Linked DNA regions of Homo sapiens: region 1 is linked to region 2. Evidence: chromatin loops called from intact Hi-C (ENCODE). Cell type or tissue: heart left ventricle. All regions are shown on one strand. Each heading gives the region's core, and the rest is flanking DNA. Links, peaks and the distances in the headings are about the cores only.

Region 1 (5,647 bases), core at 349-5,348, 350 kb after region 2:
GCAATGGCAGACTCAGTCATCTCAGCACTGAGGGAGGTAAGACAGAATACTGAAATTCAAATTCTGATGCACAGAACCTCAAGATATATAGTATGGCACTCCTCTTCTCAGTAACTATTCATTGATAACTTATCTATTTTCTTGAGCTTAAAAGGGCAAAAATCGGCCGGGCCTGATGGCTCATGCCTGTAATCTTAGCACTTTGGGAGGCCAAGGTGGGAGGACTGCTTGAGGCCAAGAGTTCAAGATCAACCTGGTCAACATGGCAAGACCCTGTCTCTATTTATTTATTTATTTTTAAAAAGGGCAAAAATCCATACAAATCATTTGAGATATCCAAGACCTGTCAATTTCTTAAACAGACAACATTTCAGGGTGATAGAAATTAAAGAAAAATTTTATTTGATGTTTAAAATGTTCTAGAAAATACTGCCAGTTTTCATAGTAAATTCAATCAAAAAGAAACCAAATTAAGGGCATATAAGGATACTTTTTATATGCTTGAAAATTAACACAGTAAGATTTAAAAAAAAAAAAACTCTATCCTTAGGCTGGGTGCAGTGGCTCATGCTTACAATCCCAGCACTTTGGGAGGCTGAACTTCTCTTTACAGAACAGAAAAAGCCAGGCATAGCAGCACGTGCCTGCAGTCCTAGCTACTCGGGAGGCTAAGCCGAGAGGATCCCTTGATCCCAGGAGTTTGAGGTTGCAGTGAACTATGATCATGCCATTGCATTCCAGTCTGGGCAACAAAGCAAGACCCTATCTATTAAAAAATACTCTATCTTTGACAGACAAGTCAGAAGCAAAACTTCTCTTCAGAAAATTTACTATAATCTGGGAAATGCTGAGCACTAGGGCAGGGACTTGTCTCCAGACCTTCAGGCAACTGTGGAACAAACCCTGGGCATTACAGGCTGGAATATAGGAAGCCAGGAGAAATGTCTGAATCTCAGGCATATATATTAGGTAAGCAAGATCTCACTCTGATTTGTGACTGGGTCTCATGCCACACTCTGAAAACAGACACTATGCCTCCAAACAAGGATACCTCTGCTCCTAAGAGACACTGTAGTCAAGCCTCTGGACTCCCAGGCACCTTTCTACTGGTAAGTCCTGCTCCCCAGGCATGTCACGTGATTATCAATTACAACTCAAACGTGTGCCTGATACCATGGTGGGACCCTGTAACATCCCTGTGCCCAGGCCCAAAGTGAGGCTCTGGACAAACCAGGCAAAGCCCATCCCTGCCCTCCTTAATCTACTGCACTCCACTTGCTTCTCAGATGTTCTCCAGACTGAATGCTGCTCTGAGGATGAATCTATCCTATCCTTTAAGACTAGGCCAGGCGTGGTGGCTCACGCCTGTAATCCCAGCACTTTGGGAGGCTGAGGTGGGCGGATCACATGAGGTTGGGAGTCCGAGACCAGTCTGACCAACACAGAGGAACCCCATCTCTACTAAAAATACAAAATTAGCCAGGCATGGTGGCACATGCCTGTAATTCCATCTACTCAGAGGCTGAGGCAGGAGAATCACTTGAACCCGGGAGGTGGAGGTTGCAGTGAGCCGAGATCGCGCCATTGCACTCCAGACTGGGAAATGAGAGCGAGACTTCATCTAAAAAAAATAAAATAAAGACTGACCTCAAGTATCCAGCGTCTGGTACCTGGAATTATAATTAAGATAATGATAAACTCTTTTAATTTAACTTTATTTATTTATTTTGAGAGTGTCTCACTCTGTCACCCAGGCTGGAGTGCAGTGGTCCAATCTCAGCTCACTGCAGACTTCACCTCCCCAGTTCAAGCAATTCTCATGCCTCAGCCTCCCCAGTTCAAGCAATTCTCATGCCTCAGCCTCCCGAGTAGCTGGAATTACAGGTGCATGCCACTATGCCTGGCTATTTTTTTATTTTTAGTAGAGACAGGGTTTTACCATGTTGGCCAGGCTAGTCTCGAACTCCTGGCCTCAAGTGATCTGCCCGCCTCAGCCTCCCAAAGTGCTAGAATTATAGGCGTAAGCCACCAAGCCCGGTTAACTTATTTTTCATTCATTCATTCAATCATTTATTTATTTTTACAAAGATAATCTTTATTGACAGTCACAGGCCACAGGGGTGAGCCCTGAGGTTTGGGTTCTGGGATGAAGGAGAACCCCTGCCCCCTGCCCTGGGCCTCTGCTGGCTGAGGGGACCTCCATGGTGCTCAGACTACAACCAGGACCTCCCTGGCAGCCCAGGAGTGTGGGTGCCGCAGAGACAGGCCCCTTGCAGAGCTGACCTAGAGCCCACCCTCCCCATAGCCTGTGTGAGCACAAAGCCAGGACCCACAGGCTGTGCCCCGGGCTTGTCACTGATGCCAGTGGAGGTTGGCAGCTGCCCCTCTTAGCACCTGAGACAGTGAAAGAAGGCAGCTGCTGCCATGAAGAAGACGCTCTGTGGACAGACTTGCTGGGGCTGAGTTGAGGGGCGCACAGAGGCAGGCCCTGCCCATGGTCTGGTCAGCTGTCCCTGCCACCACTACTTTTCTGGTCTGAGGCTGTAGCCTTGGTCAGGTTCCCAGCTTCCCTCTTCAGGACACTGAGCAAAGTCTGGGAGCTCTCCAGCATCTTGAGGTAGGTGGCCTCCGTCTCCGCGATGGTCTGGTAGAACTTACTGCAAGAGGCAATCTTGCGTGCCAGGTTCTCGTTGACGCGGGCCAGCTTCTCGTTGACGCAGGCCAGCTTCTCTGTCAGCTGCCTCACCTCATTCTGCAGCCGCTGTTTCTTGTCCTCCTCCTGCTGGATCTGCCAGCACAGCTCCTCCTGCTTCTGGCATAGCTCCTCTATGCATTTGACCAGCTTGTTGTCGTAGTTCTGCAGCGCCATGCCCTGCTGGGTCAACATCTCCTGGGGCCCCCTATTTTTTTTTTTGAGATGGAGTTTCACTCTTTTTTTGTTTTGTTTTGTTTTTTGTTTGTTTGTTTTTTTTTTTTTTTTGAGACAACAGTCTTACTCTGTTGCCCAGCCTGGAGTGCAGTGGCGTGATATCGGCTCACTGCATGCTCCGCCTCCTGGGTTCACATCATTCTCCTGCCTCAGCCTCCCGAGTAGCTGGGACTACAGGCGCCTGCCACCATGCCCGTGGTGTTTTTTTTTTTTTTTAAGTATTTTTAGTAGAGACGGGGTTTCACTGTGTTAGCCAGGATGGTCTCAATCTCCTGACCTCGTGATCCGCCCGCCTCGGCCTCCCAAAGTGCTGGGATTACAGGCATGAGCCACTGCGCCCAGCCTGAGATGGAGTTTCACTCTTGTTGCCCAGGCTGGAAAGCAATGGTGAAGTCTCAGCTCACTGCAACCTCTGCCTCCTGGGTTTAAGCGAGTCTCTTGCCTCAGGCTCCCAGGTAGCTGGGATTACAGGCACACGCCACCACGCCTGGCTAATTTTTGCATTTTTAGTAGAGACAGGGTTTCACCATGTTGGCCAGACTGGTCTTGAACTCCTGACCTTAGGTGATCCGCCCGCCTTGGCCTCCCAAAGTGCTGGGATTATAGGCATGAGCCACCGTGCCTGACCTAATTTTATTTTTTTAAGAGACAGGGTCACATTATGTTGCCTAGGATGGTCTCAAACTCCTGGGCTCAAGCAATCTTCCCACATCAGCCTCTCAAACTGCTGGGATTACAGGCATGAGCCACCAGTGCCCAGCTACAATAAACTCTTAACAGTCAGAATACTTGCTGCCTTACCAAAAGTCAAGCTGTGACTCCACACCAACACTGTGAACACCATCTGTAGGCAAAGGTGGCTTTCTTAACTTCAGGGACACCAATCTCTTCTGGCTCTGGGCTGGCAACCTTAAAGGGCCTTATAGACCTCAGGCAAGTGACGTTAAAGGGAAAGAGAGAAACAGATGGAAAGAGACAAAGCCAGGTCTACACAAACCCTTGAGAAACTAATATTAAGTTAGCTGGAGCAATTCACATGGAAGAGAAAACTCTGAAAATGCCCAGAATTTACAAGGTGGTCCTCATTAGTGAAAAAAAGACAATTAAATATAAACAACCGGCCAGGTGTGGTGGCTCACGCCTGTAATCCCAGCACTCTGGGACGCCAAGGCGGGTGGATCACCTGAGGCCAGGAGTTCGAGACCAGCCTGGCCAACGTGGTGAAATCCCATCTCTACTAAAAATACAAAAAATTAGCCGGGCGTGGTGGCACGAACCCGTAATCCCAGCTGCTCAGGAGGCTGAGGCAGGAGAATCGCTTGAACCTGAGAGGCAGAGGTTGCAGTGAGCCGAGATCGTGCCACTGCACTCCAGCCTGGGTGACAGAGCAAGACTCTGCCTCAAAAAAAAAAAAAAAACAAACCACCATCACCACCACCAAGGAATCCATCCATGGAAACATTTACTATCCTCTGCCAAGAAATATATTAAATTGGAGGGAGGACTGTTGAGGGATAAATAAATAAATAGAAATACATTGGCCAGGCATGGTGGCTCACACCTGTAATTCCACCACCTTGGGAGGGATTGCGCCACTGCACTCCTGCTTGGGTGACAGAGCAAGACTGCATCTCAAAAAAAAAAAAAAAGAAATATATAAAACTGACTCTATTGGTAGGTTTTAAAAAAGTTATTAAGCCAACTAGTGACCTTCCTTCGATGACATATTCCCTTGATGTACGTTTTCTTGTTATTTTTTGAGACGGAGTCTTGCTCTGTTGCCCAGGCTGGAGTGCAGTGGCGCGATCTCGGCTGACCGCAACCTCCGCCTCCCGGGTTCAAGAGATTCTCCTGCCTCAGCCTCCCGAGTAGCTGGGACTACAGGAGCATGCCATCACACCCAGCTAATTTTTTTGTATTTTTAGTAGAGACGGGGTTTCACCATATTGGCCCAGGATGGTCTTGATCTCTTGACCTCGTGATGTGCCTGCCTCTGCCTCCCAAAGTGCTGGGATTACAGGCATAAGCCACTATTTCCATTCCCTCAATTTCAACTTCTCTGTGTCTTTGACACACAATGTATTACTAAACATGTTTGTTTGTTTGTTTGTTTGTTTGTTTTCTGAGATGGAGTCTTGCTCTGTCACGCAGGCTGGAGTGCAATGGTGCCATCTCAGCTCACTACAACCTCCACCTCCTGAGTTCAAGCAATTCTCCTGCCTCAGCCTCCCAAGTAGCTGGGATTACAGGTGCACGCCACCACTCCTGGCTAATTTTCTGTACTTTTAGTAGATAGGGGGGTCTCGCTATGTTCACCAGGCTGGTCTTGAACTCCTGACCTCAAGTGATCCACCCACCTCCGCCTCCCAAAGTGGGATTACAGGCCATGAGCCACTGTGCCCAGCCTTGTTTTGTTTTCTTGTGTTTTGAGACAAGCTCTTGCTCTGTCACCCAGGCTGCAGTGCAGTGCACAATTATAGCTCACTACAGCCTCAAACTCCTGTGCTCAAGGGATCCTCCCACCTCAGCCTCCCAAGAAGCTGGAACTGCAGGCACAAGCTACCATGCCCAGCTAATTTTTAAAAAAAATTTTGTAGAGACAGGAGTCTTGCTATGTTGACCAGGCTGGTCTCAAACTCCTATCCTCAAGCAATCCTCCCACCTCAGCTTTCCAAAATGTTGGGATTACAGGTATAAGCCACCATGCCTGACTCTTTT
Region 2 (5,647 bases), core at 249-5,248:
CGAGTTGTATTTCCTTTAGAAAATGTAGGCTGCTGGCTGTACGTGGTGGCTCATGCCTGTAATCTCAGCACTTTGGGAGGCTGAGGCGGGCGGATCACCTGAGGTCAGGAGTTTGAAATCAGCCTGGCCAGCATGATGAAACCCCTTCTCTACTAAAAATATGAAAATCAACCTGGCGTGGTGGTGCACTCCTGTAGTCCCAGCTACTCAGAAGGCTGAGGCAAGAGAATCGCTTAAACCCTGGAGGCAGAGGTTGCAGTGAGCCGAGATTGTGCCACTGCACTCCAGCCTGGTGGCAGAGTGAGACTCCATCTCAAAAAAAAAAACAGAAAGAAAATATAGGCTACTTTACCACCCACCACCTCTACCAGCAGTGTATTTGAGTATTTCTTTCCACCTCCTCCAGAACTAGAGATCTTAAGATACAGACCTTAGAGTCTCAAGATGTCTTACAAGTTGTCAGGAAAAGGGGCACCTCCTCCTCTGCATCCTCTGTAGAGATCTCCTATGCTCACCCTCGGAGGCGTGTGCCCCTGTCTAGCACAGTGTTTCTCATCCTCAGCATTATTGACATTTTAGACTAGATAACTCTTTGTTGTGGGGGGCCTGATCTGTGAATTGTAGGATGTCTGGCAGCATCCCTGGGCTCTATTAGAAGCCACACCTCTAAGTCCTTGGCAATCAAAATGTCTCCAAACATTGTCAAATAACTCGTGGGGAGCAAAATTCCCTCTGGTGAGAAGCACTTGTTACCATTCCTACTCTTTCACACTGCAGTGAATCTTCCTTTCTCGTATGGTATGTTTTTTTTTATTTTTATTTTTTTGAGACAAAGTCTCACTCTGTCACCCAGGCTGGAGTGCAGTGGCACAACCTTGGCTCACTGCAACCTCCATCTCCAGGGTTCAAGCAACTCTCCTGCCTCAGCCTATGAAGTAGCTGGGATTACCAGCACTTGCCACCATGCCTGGTTAATTCTTGTATTTTTAGTAGAATTTATCTACAGAGGAAGATCGTGCCTTTCCTTCTCCGGGCTGAACACAACTGGGAAGGACATACCAGCTGGAGCAGCTCAGCACAGTCAGGAAAGAGCAAATTCGTTCCTGATTCACTAACTGCACTCATCCTGTGTACTCAAGAACGGAATATATTTAGATGGAATTGCAGATGAACTGCTGCTGCCTTATTATTATACTACTGCCCAAAACTCTGGAACCACATAGGTTCTGGCAATAGGATATCTCTCACTGCCCACACTCTTTCAGCATAACTCAGGAGTGGAGATTTGGATGGCAAAAGATACTTAAAATATTACTGTGGGAATTAGGAATAAAACGGGCCCCTCAATAAGGATAGCTGAGGGAAGCATTCTGACTAGGTAGAAATCACATAGATGAGACATAATTCTTTTCTGCTCCAATTCCTGGTATCTTGGAAATATGTTGACCTGGGCTTTGTGTGGCACTTTTATTGCCACTTGATAATTCTGTTATAAATGGAAAATTATTGTAGGTAACTCTTACTGTCACGTAATTTTTCTGGAGTTAAATATAGAAAAGGAATTATTGGCTATAGCATACGTGTAGTTTTGTCTTTGCTAAATAATTCCAGGTTGTTTTCCAGAGTGATTTACCACTTTACACGCTCAGCAGTGGTATATAGGTGTTCCTGATATTGTAAGACTTAAAGTTTTGCAGTTTGGTGGATGTAAATGGCATCTAATTGTTTCAATGGTCCTGTATTATTAAGGAGGTTGAGAATCTTTTCATATGTTTAATGGCCATTTGTGCTGCCTCCTCCTTTGAAATGCCTGTTAAGTCTTCTCCCCATTTTTTATTGAGTTATTTTGTTATTCCAAATGGATCCTTCCCCCTTCTCCCATGTCCAGTTCCTAGAACCAAATGGATTTTTAGGAGTTTTGTTTACTCTGAATACTGATCCTTTGCCAGTTATTTTTTTTATTTTTATTTTTATTTTTATTTTTTTTAAAGACAGAGTCTTGCTCTGTCTCCCAGGCTGGAGTGCAGTAGTGCAGTCTCTGCTCACTGCAACCTCCACCTCCCAGGTTCAAGCGATCCTCCTGCTTCAGTCTCCCAAGTAGCTGGGATTACAGGCATGAGCCAACACTCCCGGATAGGGTTTCACCATATTGGCCAGGTTGGTCTCAAACTCCTGACCTCAAGTGATTTACCCACCTCGGCCTCCCAAAGTGCTGAGACTACAGGTGTGAGCCACTGCGCCCAGCCATATATATAGAATTTTTTTTTTTTTTTGAGACAGAATCTCGCTCTGTCTTGCAGGCTGGAGTGCAATGGCACAATCTCAGCTCACTGCAACCTCTGCCTCCCGGGTTCGAACGATTCTCTTGCCTCAGGCTCCCAAGTAGCTGGGACTATAGGCACGTGCCACCATGCCCAGCTAATTTTTGTATTTTTAGTAGAGACGGGTTTCACCATCTTGGCCAGGCTGGTCTCAAACTCCTGACCTCAAGTGATCTGCCCGCCTCGGCCTCCCAAAGTGCTGGGATTGCAGGAGTAAGCCACTGCGCCTGGCCTAGAAGTTTATATATTGAATTATCTTCCAGCTTATGGCTTGGCTTTTGACTTTGGTGTCTTCTGATGAATTGAGGTTCTTAAATGTAGCATGATTTATTGGGCTTTATATTTTTTATTATTCCTTTATATTTTGCATTTTCTGTCTTGAGAAAAAAAGTCTTTGTACTGAGATAAAAGGAAGCTTAGTTCTGTGAGAAAGTAGAGACAAAGATGCTCTAAACATCTTTCTCTGTCCTGTTATTGTTCAGGGGTAAAAATGTCTTTAGCTTCTGATTGCCTTCATTTCTGCTTTTTGTTTTGTAGATACAAGTCCAATTCTGCTCAACTGCTTGTTGAGGCTCGAGTTCAGCCTAATCCATCAAAACATGTGAGTGTCTATTACTTGAATGAGGCTTCTCCTAATTGCATGTGGTTCTTGCTTTGGCTTGCAGTGTCCTTAAGAGCTATCTTTACTTGGCTGGGTGCGGTGTGGCTCACGCCTGTAATCCCAGCACTTTGGGAGGCTGAGGCGGGTGGATTACGAGGTCAGGAGATCGAGACCATCCTGGCTAACACGGTGAAACCCTGTCTCTACTAAAAATACAAAAAAAAAAAATTAGCCGGATGTGGTGGCAGGCACCTGTAGTCCCAGCTACTCGGGAGGCTAAGGCAGGAGAAAGGCGTGAACCCGGGAGGCGGAGCTTGCAGTGAGCCAAGATCATGCCACTGCACTCCAACCTGGGCGACAGAGCGAGACTCTGTCTCAAAAAAAAAAGGAGCTCTCTTTGCTTTGTTTATAGTTCAACATGCCCACAATATTTGTTCTAGTATTGACTTAAATCTTCTGTTATGGTTTGAAAAGTTTCCTTATAGATAGGGACTAAGTCATTGCCTGTCCTTGGGCCCTCTCCAGCCCCACTTTCCTCTCTGCACTTTCAGCCTGCACTCCATTCCTTCTGGGTGCTTTGGTGTGTCTGAGATTACTGCATATGTCTTCTGTTTGTGCCTTCCCTTCCTAGAATGTTCAGACTCTGGCTCCACCTTTGCTTATAGGGAGGGAATTCACCTTTAAAGACCCCAGTCCGGCCAGGCACGGTGGCTCACGCCCATAATCCCAGCACTTTGGGGGGCCGAGGCGGGCGGATCACTTGAGGTCAGGAGCTTGAGACCAGCCTGGCCAACATGGTGAAACCCCATCTCTACTAAAAATACAAAAATTAGCCAGGCCTGGTGGCGCATGCCTGTAATCCTAGCTACTTGGGAGGCTGAGGCAGGAGAACTGGTTGAACCCGGGAGGTGGAGGTTGCAGTGAGCCAAGATCGCACCCCTGCATGCACTCCAGCCTGGGCGACAGACACTCCATCAGAAGAAAAAAAAAATCTAAGCCACCTCTGACAAAGCCTGTCTCCTGGATCATTCCCCTGGAAACTCACCTAATTATATCTATAAACTTTTACATGTGTGTTATAGTGATTAACTCATATCATTTTACCACCCCTACCATAGAAGCTGTATTTTAACAATGCATAGCAATTTCCTGTTTATCTAGGAGCTAAACGAACATATGTCGAATATTTTTTGAATGAGGGCCATGCTAAAATAGATCTTGGAAGGCAGAATTGGGGCTCAGATCACCACATAATTTCTGCAGCCTCTTAAGACAAAGGTTTCCAGAAGCAAAATGGATAAACATGAGAATCCAGTTCTTTTTCTCAACTTGTTTTTTTATATTCCCAGTTAACTAAAAAGAACCTAATGTTCTTGTAAGTGGACTTTTCCATTGGTTTGTGGTTTTAGCCAAGGTCCCCAGATTGTCTTTCTCTGCCAGTTTGTGTAGCATGATGTGGATTCTGGAGTTCATGCTATACAGTTATTTGCACACATTCTAGAAGAGTTTCTTCCCCTAGTTGGTGTCTCCACATCCCCCCCGCCAATATTAATTACATGTGACATCTGGTGTATTAAGGATGAGTTGTAACTTGGTAAAGGCTGTAGTATTTTGTGGTTTGGGTACGTCGATATAGTGAAACCACTGTCCTTGACAAGTAAAACTACAGTGTTGGCTGTTAGAAGATTTATAAACTCATCCTCTAATAACCTTTGTGACTAGGTTTCTAGTAGTTGTGAGGGGCAACTCTGCTGTGCTTAACAGGGGTAGTCTACAAAAGAAACCTGATAGCTTCTAAAAGAATTTGGACTAAGTGACTTCTAAGGACCTTGGCAATTCTGAAACCCTGAGTTTTTCAGTCTGCCATTATAAACCACTGTAAGTTCTCATTTCAGCCTTGTTTCTGCCTCTGAATCCTGGTGATTTTGCAAGCCCAGCCCAGCTGCCACCTCCTTCAGGAAGCCTTCCTGGTATATACTTTTAGCTTAGTACCCTTGGGACTCAGAGTCCACACATTGCAGTTGAGCTCTGATACTTGTTGCAGGGTGAGGATCACTTTCCATGCACCCGGCTGCATGAGGTACCCTTATGGCCTTCTGGACCTGACTCCTCTTTGGCTCATGTGGCTCTGTTTCTCTCCAGGTTCCCACATCCCATCCCCCTCACCACTGTGCAGTGTGTATGCAGTTTGTGCGAAAGGAAAACCTACTCTCTCTGGCCTGTCAGCACCAGTTTTGCCGCAGCTGCTGGGAGCAGCACTGCTCAGTTCTCGTCAAGGACGGCGTGGGCGTGGGTGAGTCTGCCACAAAACTTATAAAAAGCTGGCATGAAGTGTTTATCTTTGACTCTGCCTTTTCATGTACTCAAGTAAACTGAGTATTTTCTTCTGAGCCTGATTGGGGTTTTTATCATCAGAACTAGTGATTTTCAAATACATCCATACAAACAGTGACAAAGTTTTCCCCAGTCCTCAGCAAAACGAGAAAACTAAATATACTGTTGTAAATGTTGGCGTGAGTGCAGAGCTACCTTCTCTCACCTTTTGGGAGAACGATCCTTTAAGCTGCCTACCTTGATTCCACAAGTGGCAGCCATAACTCAGAAATGCCCACAAGAGTTTGCTGCTATTTAGGTAACATAGCACAAATCAAATTTGATGATTAGTTACAGAAGTATTTGTTATACTGTGATTTGATGATACTGAAACACATTAGCATCGCATTAA

Evidence for each region. Hi-C counts contacts between places; a loop is a spot of excess contacts. Peaks named below come from ENCODE experiments on the same cell type or tissue, not always from the same donor. Only the 100,000 strongest peaks of a DNase experiment are listed, where the experiment ranks them.
Region 1: it touches region 2 in a loop (2.5-fold over the local background); 1 of 110 quality-filtered maps calls a loop at or near these places.

Annotation. Positions count from the first base shown.
Region 1 is chr3:49,314,579-49,320,225 of GRCh38, forward strand. The region is part of intron 6 of USP4 (ubiquitin specific peptidase 4); the gene reads right to left. LOC124906236 (Sjoegren syndrome nuclear autoantigen 1 homolog) reads right to left here and starts at 4,484. Exons shown (of 2, transcript XM_047449404.1): 1 at 3,731-4,484; 2 at 2,074-2,900. The coding sequence starts at 2,887. The coding sequence ends at 2,504. RefSeq lists enhancers at 1,914-2,415, 2,416-2,915. In heart left ventricle, for the core only: no CTCF peak of the experiment used is centred there; a DNase peak (open chromatin) is centred at 2,373.
Region 2 is chr3:48,962,061-48,967,707 of GRCh38, forward strand. It overlaps ARIH2 (ariadne RBR E3 ubiquitin protein ligase 2), which reads left to right. Exons shown (of 16, transcript NM_006321.4): 5 at 2,859-2,922; 6 at 5,065-5,215. Among named protein-coding and RNA genes, the nearest start is that of P4HTM, 25 kb to the right of the region's middle. RefSeq lists an enhancer at 1,482-2,129. In heart left ventricle, for the core only: no CTCF peak of the experiment used is centred there; no DNase peak of the experiment used is centred there.